Linked DNA regions of Homo sapiens: region 1 is linked to region 2. Evidence: chromatin contacts called from ENCODE Hi-C or POLR2A ChIA-PET data. All regions are on one chromosome and are shown on one strand. Each heading gives the region's core, a stretch centred on a gene start or an enhancer-like site at or near the end of the contact. The rest is flanking DNA. Distances are from core to core; before and after follow the strand shown.

Evidence for each region. Hi-C counts contacts between places; a loop is a spot of excess contacts on that map. ChIA-PET counts read pairs that join two places held with the same protein, here RNA polymerase II (POLR2A). Pooled maps may share reads with other maps.
Region 1: a map of chondrocyte shows a loop between it and region 2 (7-fold over the local background). The contact joins two enhancer-like sites. A Hi-C loop is called at or near these places in 5 of 168 maps with a recorded cell type or tissue (Calu3, IMR-90, PC-3 and 2 more) and 3 of 50 pooled maps. POLR2A ChIA-PET finds 5 or more read pairs at or near these places in 2 of 52 experiments (BJ and activated T-cell).

What each region holds. Positions count from the first base shown.
Region 1 is chr7:32,158,729-32,164,445 of GRCh38, forward strand. It overlaps a transcript of PDE1C not described here. Among named protein-coding and RNA genes, the nearest start is that of PDE1C, 91 kb to the left of the region's middle. RefSeq lists an enhancer at 3,877-5,076. Within about 2 kb of position 4,468, at least 13 of the 41 ENCODE cell types and tissues checked have a DNase peak (open chromatin) inside an H3K27ac peak, as active enhancers do; they include PC-3 and mammary epithelial cell, where a contact is called at or near this core.
Region 2 is chr7:31,946,917-31,952,714 of GRCh38, forward strand. The region is part of intron 2 of PDE1C (phosphodiesterase 1C); the gene reads right to left. Among named protein-coding and RNA genes, the nearest start is that of PDE1C, 120 kb to the right of the region's middle. Within about 2 kb of position 1,260, at least 2 of the 41 ENCODE cell types and tissues checked have a DNase peak (open chromatin) inside an H3K27ac peak, as active enhancers do; they include PC-3 and mammary epithelial cell, where a contact is called at or near this core.

The DNA of each region.
Region 1 (5,717 bases), core at 3,218-5,717, 220 kb after region 2:
TATAATTCCTAATTCTGTAACTTAATTTAAAAATATATACAGTCTCCTTTCTGCTTACTCAAAGATGGAGAGCTCCGAAGATTTCTGCCTGCGGAATAAAACTGAAACTCTTTCTCATGGCAAACAAGGCCCTACATTACATAGTCCCAGGCTTACCTTTGCTTTACCTGGTTCCAAACTTTACCTGCCTCTTGTTCACACACCTCAGTCACAAATCAAACAGTTCCTTCAACATAAGGCATGTGTTCCTCTCTCCTGGCCCTGGTTCAAACTGTTCCTTTTGCTTCCCTTTTATGTCCACCATAATCCAGGGTGATCTGTTTTATGGTTATACCATAGTGCCATTCAATATATGCATCGATCTCTGTGAGGTCTGGGAGACGGGGAGAGGGTGGGGGAGGACAAATGGGGCCTGCAGTGGTCTGACTCACCTCATGCAGCTTCAGTGCCCAACACAGGATGTAATTGTAGAGTATGCACTGAGCACATGAATGGGAAGAGAGCATTTGTTATCAGAGAAATTTTAATAAGAAGGAAAAGGATCATTTTCCTCTAGCAAGGTCAAAATCCCTGCCCTAATGCTGTAAATAGGAACAAATATTTCTACAGAGTAAAACACAGGGTTAAATTATCATAAGGTAATGAATCAATCACACCAATCAAGGGATATACAGATTTGCCTTATTACAGGGCACAGTTTTAAAGGGGTCTGCTTTATTTTTATTTAGGGTACCTTAATTTCACTGCAACAAACAAATGCAGTTAAAGTCATTCATCATGGAAAGTTGTAAGGGGTGACATATGGTGTTTTTGAGATATTTCCCAGTGTAGAGTCCCATATCAGTAGGCCAATCTGTCTCTTTACTTCATCCACCATTAAGACTTAGCCCCAAGCCTGGTACTGGGGAGGAGGGGGCTATAAGGGAGGAGAAGTAGAAAGGCAGAGGTGCAGCTTTTCTGGCAGGGGAGATGACAGGGAGAAGAGAAACCAGAGCAGAAGAGGCAAGGGTGAGACCTGAGTGTCCTCTTCTCTCTCTGGAGGGATATCCGCCCAAAAACCGGAAGCTCTACACCAAAGTGAACTCAGTGGCCAGTAGAGTTAGGTAAAGGGAGGCTGAGTTTTAGCTTTGCCAGGTTGTCTGTAGGCTCTTTGTGGTTTGGACAGGCCCCAGAGGCTCCCACAAGCTCCTGAAGCCAAATCTCAGAAGTTACCTGGGATTGTGACTGAGAGATAGTCCTGGAGGTTGCCATGGGGACAAAGTGGCCACGGGCTAAAGGCTGGACCATCTGATGCTGAACCACATAAGAATCAAAACCAGACCATCCTCAGGGCCTAAAGCACAGCCACAGGAGGAGTGGAAAGGGGCTGGGAGGGAAATAAAGGCGGGAAGGGGAGTCAGATCACACCTGCCAGCAGAGCCACACAAACCAGACACCATCTTGGTGAGCTGCAGGGTGCCAGAGGGGACTTCTGAACCAATGAGCATTTTACCAAAAGAAACTAAATCATCAGAAAAAAAAAGTATCATCCAAATGGTAAGTTCATATTTGACTTTAAATGTAGAGTTTCTCCCTAGTTCCCCTTAAAGTGGGGGCTCCAGAGGAAGACTAGTTCAACTAAAAAGGAAATTAAGAAGCAACATTTTCTCACACATCTTGGGGTATTGACAAAGTTGCAGCCCTGTTACACGGGTATTTCTCACATTAGGGCTGACAATCTATAAAGTACATTTTCTGGATAGTAACTCTTAATTCCCTATTAATTCATAAGAATAAACCCTCTATCCTCCAATAAGCCAAGTCAAGAAATTTTAGTGAAGAAAGGAATCTGGGCCAGGTGTGGTGGCTCACGCCTGTGATCCTGGCACTCTGGGAGGTCGAGGTGGGTGGATCACTTGAGGCCAGAAGTTCAAGACCAGCCTGGCCAACATGGTGAAACCCCATCTCTACTAAAAATACAAAAATTAGCTGGGCGTGAGGCTGAGGCACGAGAATCACTTGAACCCAGGAGGCAGAGGTTACGGTGAGCTGAGATCACACCACAGCACTCCAGCCTGGGTGACAGAGCAATACTCTGTTGAAAGAAAGAAACTAAAAACAGGAAAGAAAAGAGAGAGAAAGGGAGGGAGGGAGGGAAGAAGGAATATGATGGGAGAAAGCCCCTGGCTAGCTGACTTCTGCAAACCACTGCCTATATTTTAGGCTTCCAAAGTCTGCAATGCATTTTCAACAGCATTACTCTTGCTGCCGTCTCTCCCAACCAGGAATTTCTCTAATGCCTGAGATGGACTGAATTTATACTTTCAGCTCCTAGAATTACACCATCCTTTTCATAGGAGGTTCGTGAGCTAAACCATAAAAAATGAATTGGGCTGCAAAACTACAACCCATTCATTCAATCAACAAATACACCTGAAGCATCTATGATATACCAGGCAATCCAGGCAGTGGGTCCCTGCCACCCAGAAAAATTTGTATCTAATGCAAAATATGAATAAGAATAATGTGGGATGTGCTACCATGGGCCAGTGGTAGTGTCCAGACAGCACACGGATAGGAGGTTGGGCAGCCCAGTTGTGGAGGTATCCAAGAGAGCACAGAGCATCCTTGACATTGGGCTACACCCGTGATCTCACTGCCAATCTCCTCTACTCTACTGCTCCCACCCTCATAGCTTATTGGTGCTACCTTCACACATCAAATACTCTATTGAAAATCTCTTCCCTGTAAGTCTACAGGTTGTGTACAATGAAGTTATTGCTCATGCAACTGGAGACGAGAAGTGCATTTACCTCGCACCCCATACTGACCCCCAGGGGTAGTTTGGTCCAAGCTGATCTCAAATCTTCACACTTCCTTCAAAGGAAGGAACTTCCTTTGTTTAGAGTTTAGAGAGAACTTCAGGGATTCCCTGCATATTTTGGGTCTTTATGTGGGCTGGAACAGCAGTTCCTGTTGCTAATTAGGAAACATAGAGAAGTTTATCCACACTTCACATTGGCAGGGTGAGTTAGGTGGAAGCTCCAGAAAGAGTGTCCCGCTCCTCCTCCCAACCCAACAGCACTGAAAGCTTCCTGAGGGTTATTCTAGGATGAATAACTCACACTTTGTAAAATGTGCTGCTAAAATTTATTGTGGTTGAGGCATATGCTGAGGGGTTGAGGACACCTCAGATGAGCTACATTCCTGGGGGTGGAAGCCTGGATTTCTCAACGGCCCAAGAAGAATGTGCTCTGGTTGGAAAAAGGATGCATTCTCTAGGGGGAGTCAGCCCTAGAGACAAGCCCACTGGCTAGGAGCCAGGTGTGTCCATCAGCAGACCTTCTGTATGAAGGTCAACATTTGTGAACCTTTCTTGGACAATGAAAACAATCATATTTTGAGGATAATTACAATTTTATCCTTATGTTGTAGTTTCTTTAATCTCAATGCTTCCACAAAATCCCCTGTAAGGCAATAAAAGTACAAGATACTAAAGAAAATTGTGACTTGCCCCATGTTCCCTCCCACTAGAGCCCATAGGGAAGATACTGCATCAAATATAAAATTAAATATAGACAGACTGGCCCAGAATATCCAGGCCAGTAGCATTGGAGCTATGCCCCCCGTGCCAAGCTAGAAGTGATGCACCAGCAGAGAACTGCAGTGTGATGGGAGACTGTGGTCCTCCTAGAAGCAGATGTCAAGACAGGATTAGACATACAAGAAATGTATTGGAGTAAAATCTGTAAAAACAAATGAGTAAAAAGCTGAGCGAGGCTGAGAAAGCCATCAGACCTGGATGCAGGTCTGACTCCCAGTAAAAGAAAGTTGGGTGGCAGTGTCTGAGACTGTACTGCAGCTCTAAAAAAAGTTCAGCAAGGCCGTTAGTGAGTCTGAACACCAAAGTCACCATCAAAGGAGTTCCATGTCTCCCAGGAACAGCTGACCTTAGGGTCCCTGCCATGCTCAGTCATCGCCAATGGGTTCCAATGGGTTCCTCTGGGATGCACAGCTTTGGCCATCACAGGGATAAATTTCCCCACACACAAGCTAGGAGGCCATGCGTCAAGTTCACTTTCTGTGATCAGAGATATGAAAGGTATATTCTCATGGCCACCACAGAGATAAGCCCTCCCTTCCCAAACTACCAGTGAGAGGACCAACAAGAATGCAAGAGGAATGGTGTCTACCTCATATATACTTGGTCATTTTTTAACACTGGAAGATCTGTCTCTAAAAACTTACAAAGAGAGACCTAAATATTGCCTTTATGTGAAGCCAAGGTTGCAATAAAAACTTCTCTAGGCTTTAAAAATTCTCAGAATTCATTCTTTCATTTTTCCCCTTGGCAAATGATTTGGATTTGCAAAGACTAAAGGTGAAAAATAACTCCAGGAAGGCAACACTAAGTCAGGAGAGTAGGTGTCCCCAGAAGTTTCCAATGGGTGAGCAACACTCAGTAATAGAAAAATATGTGTGACCAGACTTCCTATGAGCTAATTGGGAATTTTAACCCATGACTCATCCCAGGGCGGGGCCGAAGCTCCAGGGGACGCTACCCCACACCATGCCATATCATCAGCCAGACTGCACATTTCCTGAAAGTAATCAAGTCAGAAACTGACATTTTGGCAGCAGCCCCTAGTGGAAAAATGACTGCCAAAAGCCAAAATGAGGATGAGTTCAACGATTTAATTCTGCATGGAAAACACAATCCATTAAATGGGATCTGACAAGGCCTTAATCTCATCCGTAGCTGAGGGTGTTGGCTCAATGCGATTCTGCTCTCTGGAACATATTCTTAGTAAGCTATCTATAGAATCTAGAAAGCCTTTGCCAAAGCCCAAATAAGTCCATCCTAAGTGGGAAGAGAAGCTCACCAAGCCCCCACTGACTCTGTAGGGAGTAAGCACATGATTCTTCCAAGTGCAAAATTATCAAAACCTGGCAACTCAACCTGTGTTGGGAGTCGCATGATTCAAAGCAAAGGAACTGAGATGGGCAATGCACTGAGTGGCTTCAGAATTTCCACCACTGCCCAAGGAGGTCAGGCCCACAGCCAGCATCACTCACAAAGCATCCATAGGGCTCATATTCCCTGGCTGGGGCCCACTGCATAATCCAGTCACAAAAGAAAGAGTTGGGGGTGTAGAGGATCAGTCTTCTCCCAAACAGGGTTTTAAAAACTGAAGTGAGAAAGAATTAGAGGCTGTCACCTTCTTTGGCCCACTTAATCCTAACAGCAGCCCCCAAAGCCCATTATTTTACTGTTTGCATGTGAAAAATGAGGAAAGAGAACAAAAGCATTACTCAAATCATGTAGTTTAAAAGATTGTTTGCAAATTCATACTTGTGGGATTCCAAAGCCCATGTCTCACCACTCTGAAGGTGGTGGTCCTCAGACTATTGCATCAGTTGGAGCTTGTTAGAAATGCAGATTCACAGGCTGCACCCCAGACCTACTGAATCAGGATCTGCATTTAACAGGATTCCCCAAGGAATTCATTTAGACATAAGGTTTGAGAAGCAGTGCCTTCAATGGCTTCTATCCAAAAAGGGTAGGTGGATTGAAAACATAAGTCTAGACTAGAAAAAGATTTAGTGCAATAGAATAGGGCCAGTCTTATAGGATATATAAAATATGTATCAAAATATAACTCAAACTATATATCCAAAGTGCACACTCAAATTAGTATAACCAATCACACCATATCTTTTTTCACCAACAACAAATC
Region 2 (5,798 bases), core at 10-2,509:
CAGGCAGGAGGAACTGAAGTAAACGAGCCTTCATTGTGTGTGAGGATTTATATTAATCTGGCTAGGAGTTGAGCTATATAATTGTTGCGTAGTTACAGATGCCAGAGGTCTGAAAATTCCTCTGGTGGTCTTTGTTTTTGTCTCACTTCTTGACTTTGGGCTTCCTTAAGTATCTCCTCTTCAGACATGGCCTGTGTCTTTCAGCAATTTCAGCCATAATCCACTGTTATAATAATGGAGCCGTGTTGGTGTGATAATAAGGTGTGCAGGAGGTGGAGTATTCTATATTCTCCCAATCAAAGAATGGATTGGGTACAAAGACTGAATATGAGACCCATCTGTAGCTTGGAGAGTAATCCACTTTACTCAAAGTCTACTGACTTAAATGTTAATCTCATCTAAAAATACCTTCATGGCAACATCTAAATAATGTTTGACCAAATGTCTGGGTACTCTAGCCTAGACAAGTTTACAAATAAAATTAAACATCATAGCATGTGTTCATGTTATATTTGACTGAGTCATGATTTATCTCTATAAAATTAATACTTAAAAGCCAGCAGGCCTTTGGGGCCAAGTTAGGCTGGGTCCTTTTTATTTCCAAAGGCTGGCTATGCCCTTCCAAAGTCAGCCAGGCCTTCCCTATAGGAGCAGCCCCCATCATTCACTGCTGCTAAGCAAAGAACCCCAAGTATTATTTTACAGAGTAGCATCGTGAACTTCATGTATGTACAGTCACCAACAGCAAATATTTTCATAGTTCCTGTACCAAAGAAGCTTTTACAAAGTTAATTCAGCAGTCACTCAAAATATTGATTGAACATCTATTGGACTCAAGTCATTGTAGGAGACACAAGGTCATAAATACCTCAAGGAGCTTAAAACTAGTTGCAGAAACAAGATACAGTGCATCAGTTCAACATAGATTTTTAAGGAGAGGAGTTCAAGTTCTGATACTAGGCAGATTTACCTAGAAAAGTCCACTCTAGCTATATTACTAAAGAAAATGCAGTAAGATGTGCAGGTGATGGTGGTAAAATCTGACAGATGGCAAGAGATTTACCTCTATTTTTAGGATTACAACAAATTTCGAAAGACTAAACCCAATTCTAACCAGGTCAGCCATGAGGTCCTGTTAGATGGTGCTGGTTATTCCCCTTGTACAGCACCTACAACACTGCTAGTCCTCGATCACAGCTTCTCTCTGGAACTTTTAAGCAACTCTGCTCACCAAGCAACAACTTGACATCTTTTCAAACACTCACATTATAAAAATGCATTCCAATTTCTCTAGAGATGGCCATTACAGTGACTCATGTGAGAGTTCTTGCCTTAGCAATAGAGTTATGTGTACTTTGGACTTGACTAACAGAAACTCTCTTATGTGGTAAACATAGATATCTTAGCTGGTTGGCAACCAGGAAAAGGAGCTGTAAATGATAAATTGCACAGGTATATAGTTCAGCTTCCCTTTAACACAACAGTTTACACATTGGCTGAAGAAAGTATTATCTGAAGCTTAAAAAACAGTTATTTTATAGTTGAAATTCATTTTATTGATCTCATTTGGAAATGATTCACATTTTTATACTCACTTAGCTTCATGAAGGTTACGAATCAGTAGAGTACCAAGAGAAGGTATTCAAAATGACCACTTTTTGATATCTTCTCCGGGCCCTTTTCTTCCTCCCAACTTTCTTAATTGTCCCTGTCATTGATGTTTCCATCTTACTTATCTTTTTGCGGAGATGGGAGTTGTTTTCTAGGGGGAAAGATTTTTGGTGTTGGTTTTGGGTGTTTTTTGTTCCATCATCCTAATACCTAGTACTCTTTCCCCATTATCAAGATGACAGATGTTTTGTTAAAGTGATAGATTATAGTTTAACAGTAATCACAAATCTGGCAACCAAGATCCACAACAAGCCCCAAACTGGGGCACAGCAAAAAGAAAGCTTTCTAAAGGCAGTGAACTAAAAGTTGTGCAGTTTGCTGGAAAGTCCCTAATCTTACAGTAATCCTAACTTTATATAACAGACTGATTTACCACTCCTGAGCATATTAGAAATGGCAAACTTTAGGGGTGGGGGTGAGGCTGACACACTGTCTCCAGTGAGAGATTATATTGGCCAGGGGAAAATCTACAATGAGCAAACAAATTTTCTCCACAAATGATGCCTGGGGTCTTTTAGACTGATGAAAATATGCAACACTTTTTTAGTCCAATATGTTATCTAGTTGGGGCTAAAAAAACATGACTACCAGCTGGGCACAGTGTCTCATGCCTGTAATCCCAACACTTTGGGAGGCCAAGGTGGGCAGATCACCTGAGGTCAGGAGTTCAAGATCAGCCTGGCTAACATGGTGAAACCTCATTTCTACTAAAAATGCAAAAAATTAGCCAGACATGGTGGCACACACCTGTAATCCCAGCTGCTCGGGAGGCTGAGGCAGGAGAATCACTTGAACCTGGGAGGTGAAGGTTGCAGTGAGCCAAGATCCTGCCATTGCACTCCAGTTTGGGCAACAAGAGTGAAACTCCGTCTCACAAAAAAATAAATAAATAAAAAAATAAATGACTGCCACTTTTCCTCTGTTCTTAGATATATGTTTTCACTTTTTATTTCTAAAATTGAAGTCAATCAGAATTGATGTGTTCCTTTCATGTAATAGTGTGTCTTAAGGAAATCAGTAATGGTAGATTTTATAATCAAATAGAAGAAATGAAGTAATTAATATGCAGAAATAGATTGAATTAGATTCACTGTCCTCTGGATTGAGAGCTTTTGAATGTTTTACATAAAATTTCACCCAAAATAAAGCATTTTTATTTATGAGTTTGACTTAATAGGGTAATCTGGAAAATTAGTTATGTAGAGTGCTACATTCCCTGAAGATGCCTGATAAATGAACTAGATACTTAGGCAGATGGAGCTCCCGAAAAAAGAAGCCAACTGTTATCATAAACAGTTGCTAGTTTACTTTCTTCGTAGATTTTCTTTTTTTCTGATTAGCTGGTTTTCTTATTTTCCTGCTTCTTCAAAGACCTGCTACAGTGAAGTTTAGAGACTTTAGATACTTGCAAGTATAATTTTTCAGCTTTCACAGAAGAAGTACATATCCTTCTATTCTTACTTAATAAAGAAAAGTTATAGGCTTGAGCAGACAGTGTTTTTGGCCATTTCTCTTGCTTTATTTTGGTAACAGTTAATTAGCATAGTCCTCAAGCTATCCCTCCACAAGTTAAAAAATTAAAACTCCCATTTGAATATTTATCAAAACTCTTTACGTGGCAGGCACTGTGCTCAGTGGGCACTGTGTGTAAAGATAAAGAAGATGCAAGCTCTACTCCCAATGGGCTTATGAGGGTGTTGACATGAAAAGCAGAAGTCTTAGGAAGGACTCACCAACAAGCAATATAATCCTGTGAAACACACTCTTACAGCCCACCCCAATATCAACCAAATGAGCACACCTCCAAAGACCATCTCGATTTCAATAAACTGAAGCATACATACTCTCATGGCACCCCAATTTCCAAGACATCCTCAAAAGTATGCAGAGTAGGACAGAACTAAAATAGTTACTGCCACAACGCTAACCACTTATCAGATACAGGATCTCTGACAGAGGTTTTCAGTATGTGTGAGTGTGAGTTTAAGTGTATGTTCTTTCTTGACTCCACTTCCTTTCTCTTAGTCATTATATGTCTGAAGGAGAGTTACAGCAATAAACTTGAATCCACTCATTAATTTAAGTAAACCGTTCACAATCTTTATTTTTTTAGTAGTAAAAAATGACTTGTGACATCTCACAAGACCAATCCACAGTGAACATTACCCAGAGAATTTAGCATAAATTCTACATATAAAATCAAACTAAGATTTTAGCTTGAAATTCTATTAGAGAAGGTTAAATTTTCAATGTCTTCATTCACTAGGTACAGCATATCCTGAGTGTACGATATGTTTGTCTGCTGGGGCTGCCATGATAAAATACCATAGACTGGGTGGCTTAAACAACAGAACTCAATTTTCTCATAGTTCTGGAGGCGGAAAGTCCAACATCAAGGCATTTCTGGGTTGAGTTTCTCCTGATGCCTCTCTTCTTGGCTTGTAGATGGCCACCTTCTCACGGTGTCCTCAAATGGCCTTTTCTCTTGCGTGTACATATCCATTCCCAGTGTCTCTTCCTCTTCTTAAAAAGACACCAGTCCCATTCGATGAGGATCCTACTCTCATGACCTCATTTAACCTTAATTACTTATTTAAAGGCCTTATCTTCAAACATAGTCACATTGGGTGTTAGGGCTTCAACATGTAAATTTTGTCCATATTTTTCATTTCAGTCTCTAATACACGGTAACCTCCAGGAGTTTATCTATTATTCCTTTAAAATGAGAATCATCTGACCCAGAAATTATCTACAAATAGACTCAAAGAAGAGTAGGTTCCAAACCTATCACGGCATGCCTGGTAGTTCAGCCACTGGCTCCTGGCTTCGGCCCTCAGTGAAGCTGTCTTCCCCTCATCAAGGGGATTTCAAACTATCTACAGTTTGCTGTCAGCAGTTCTTGGTAGCTAAGTAGGTCTGAGCAATCAGGCAAAAGAGAGATGGTGAAGCTAGTTCTTGATTTGCAACAGTACAATTGCCAGGTTAACTTCCTGGCTGTGGGCATCCCTTAGTGGTCTGGGATTTCTCCCTCAGAGACAACCACACATTGTCAGGGGCTTCCTTTATCCGGCATTCTCTAATGCATCTTCTCCATGGCGAAGACTTTTTGTTTTACTTAACATAACACTGATCCCAAAGACAGCTACATCTCCCCTCAGTCTTGAAAGTCACCCCTGGGTAAACCCGGTGTGTGGGAGAACTGGGTTTCCCCACTTCCTGAACACAGAACCTCAGCCTCTGTCCCTCTGCCTGCTGGAAAGGTTGGTGTGGATTTCAACTCTTACACCCCCTTCCCTCTTCCACAAGGAGATACCAGCTTACAGTTCCACTTGCCCCACCACTGTTATGAATTCCATAACAAATTTAGAATATTAAAATAAAAGCTACAAATTTGTGAGTGCTTACTATGTACCAGGAACTGTACTAAGTACTTTCCTTACATTACTTCATAAATCCTCTCAATATATGCCTGTAATTACAGAGGGGAAAATTGAGACTCAGTAATGTTAACATTACTCCCCCAGTATCATACATGTAGTAAGTGGCAGGGTTAATATTCTAATTTCCAATGCTCAAGTTTTATCTAATAGTCTATTCCCACTTGCCTAAGTATAAATTCCCTACCCTTCTTAAGGTAGAAGAATGTACCTATATTAGAGAACTACCTTTTTTTTTTCCTTTTGACAGAGTCTTGCTCTGTTATTTGGGCTGGCATGTAGTGGCGTAATCTCGACTCACTGCAACCTCTGTCTCCTGGGTTCAAGCAATTCTCCTTCCTCAGCCTCCCAAGAAGCTAGGATTACAGGCATAAGCTACCATGCCCAGCTAATTTTTGTATTTTTAGTAGAGACAGGATTTCACCATGTTGCCCAGGCTGGTCTCGAACTCCTGGCCTCAAGCAATTCACCAGCCTCGGCCTCCCAAAGTACTGGTATTACAGGCGTGAGCCACTGCACCCAGTGAGAGTTACCCATTTTTAGCAAAACGTTACTCTATGAGGAGGAAGAGAGGTTTTGGATGCTGCTTAGTCCTGAATTGTGCACACTAGGTATTCCCAGTGGGCTACAGCCATGCCTCTCTCTGCTTCAAGTTCCACATCTGGAAAATGGACTAATGATACCTGCTTG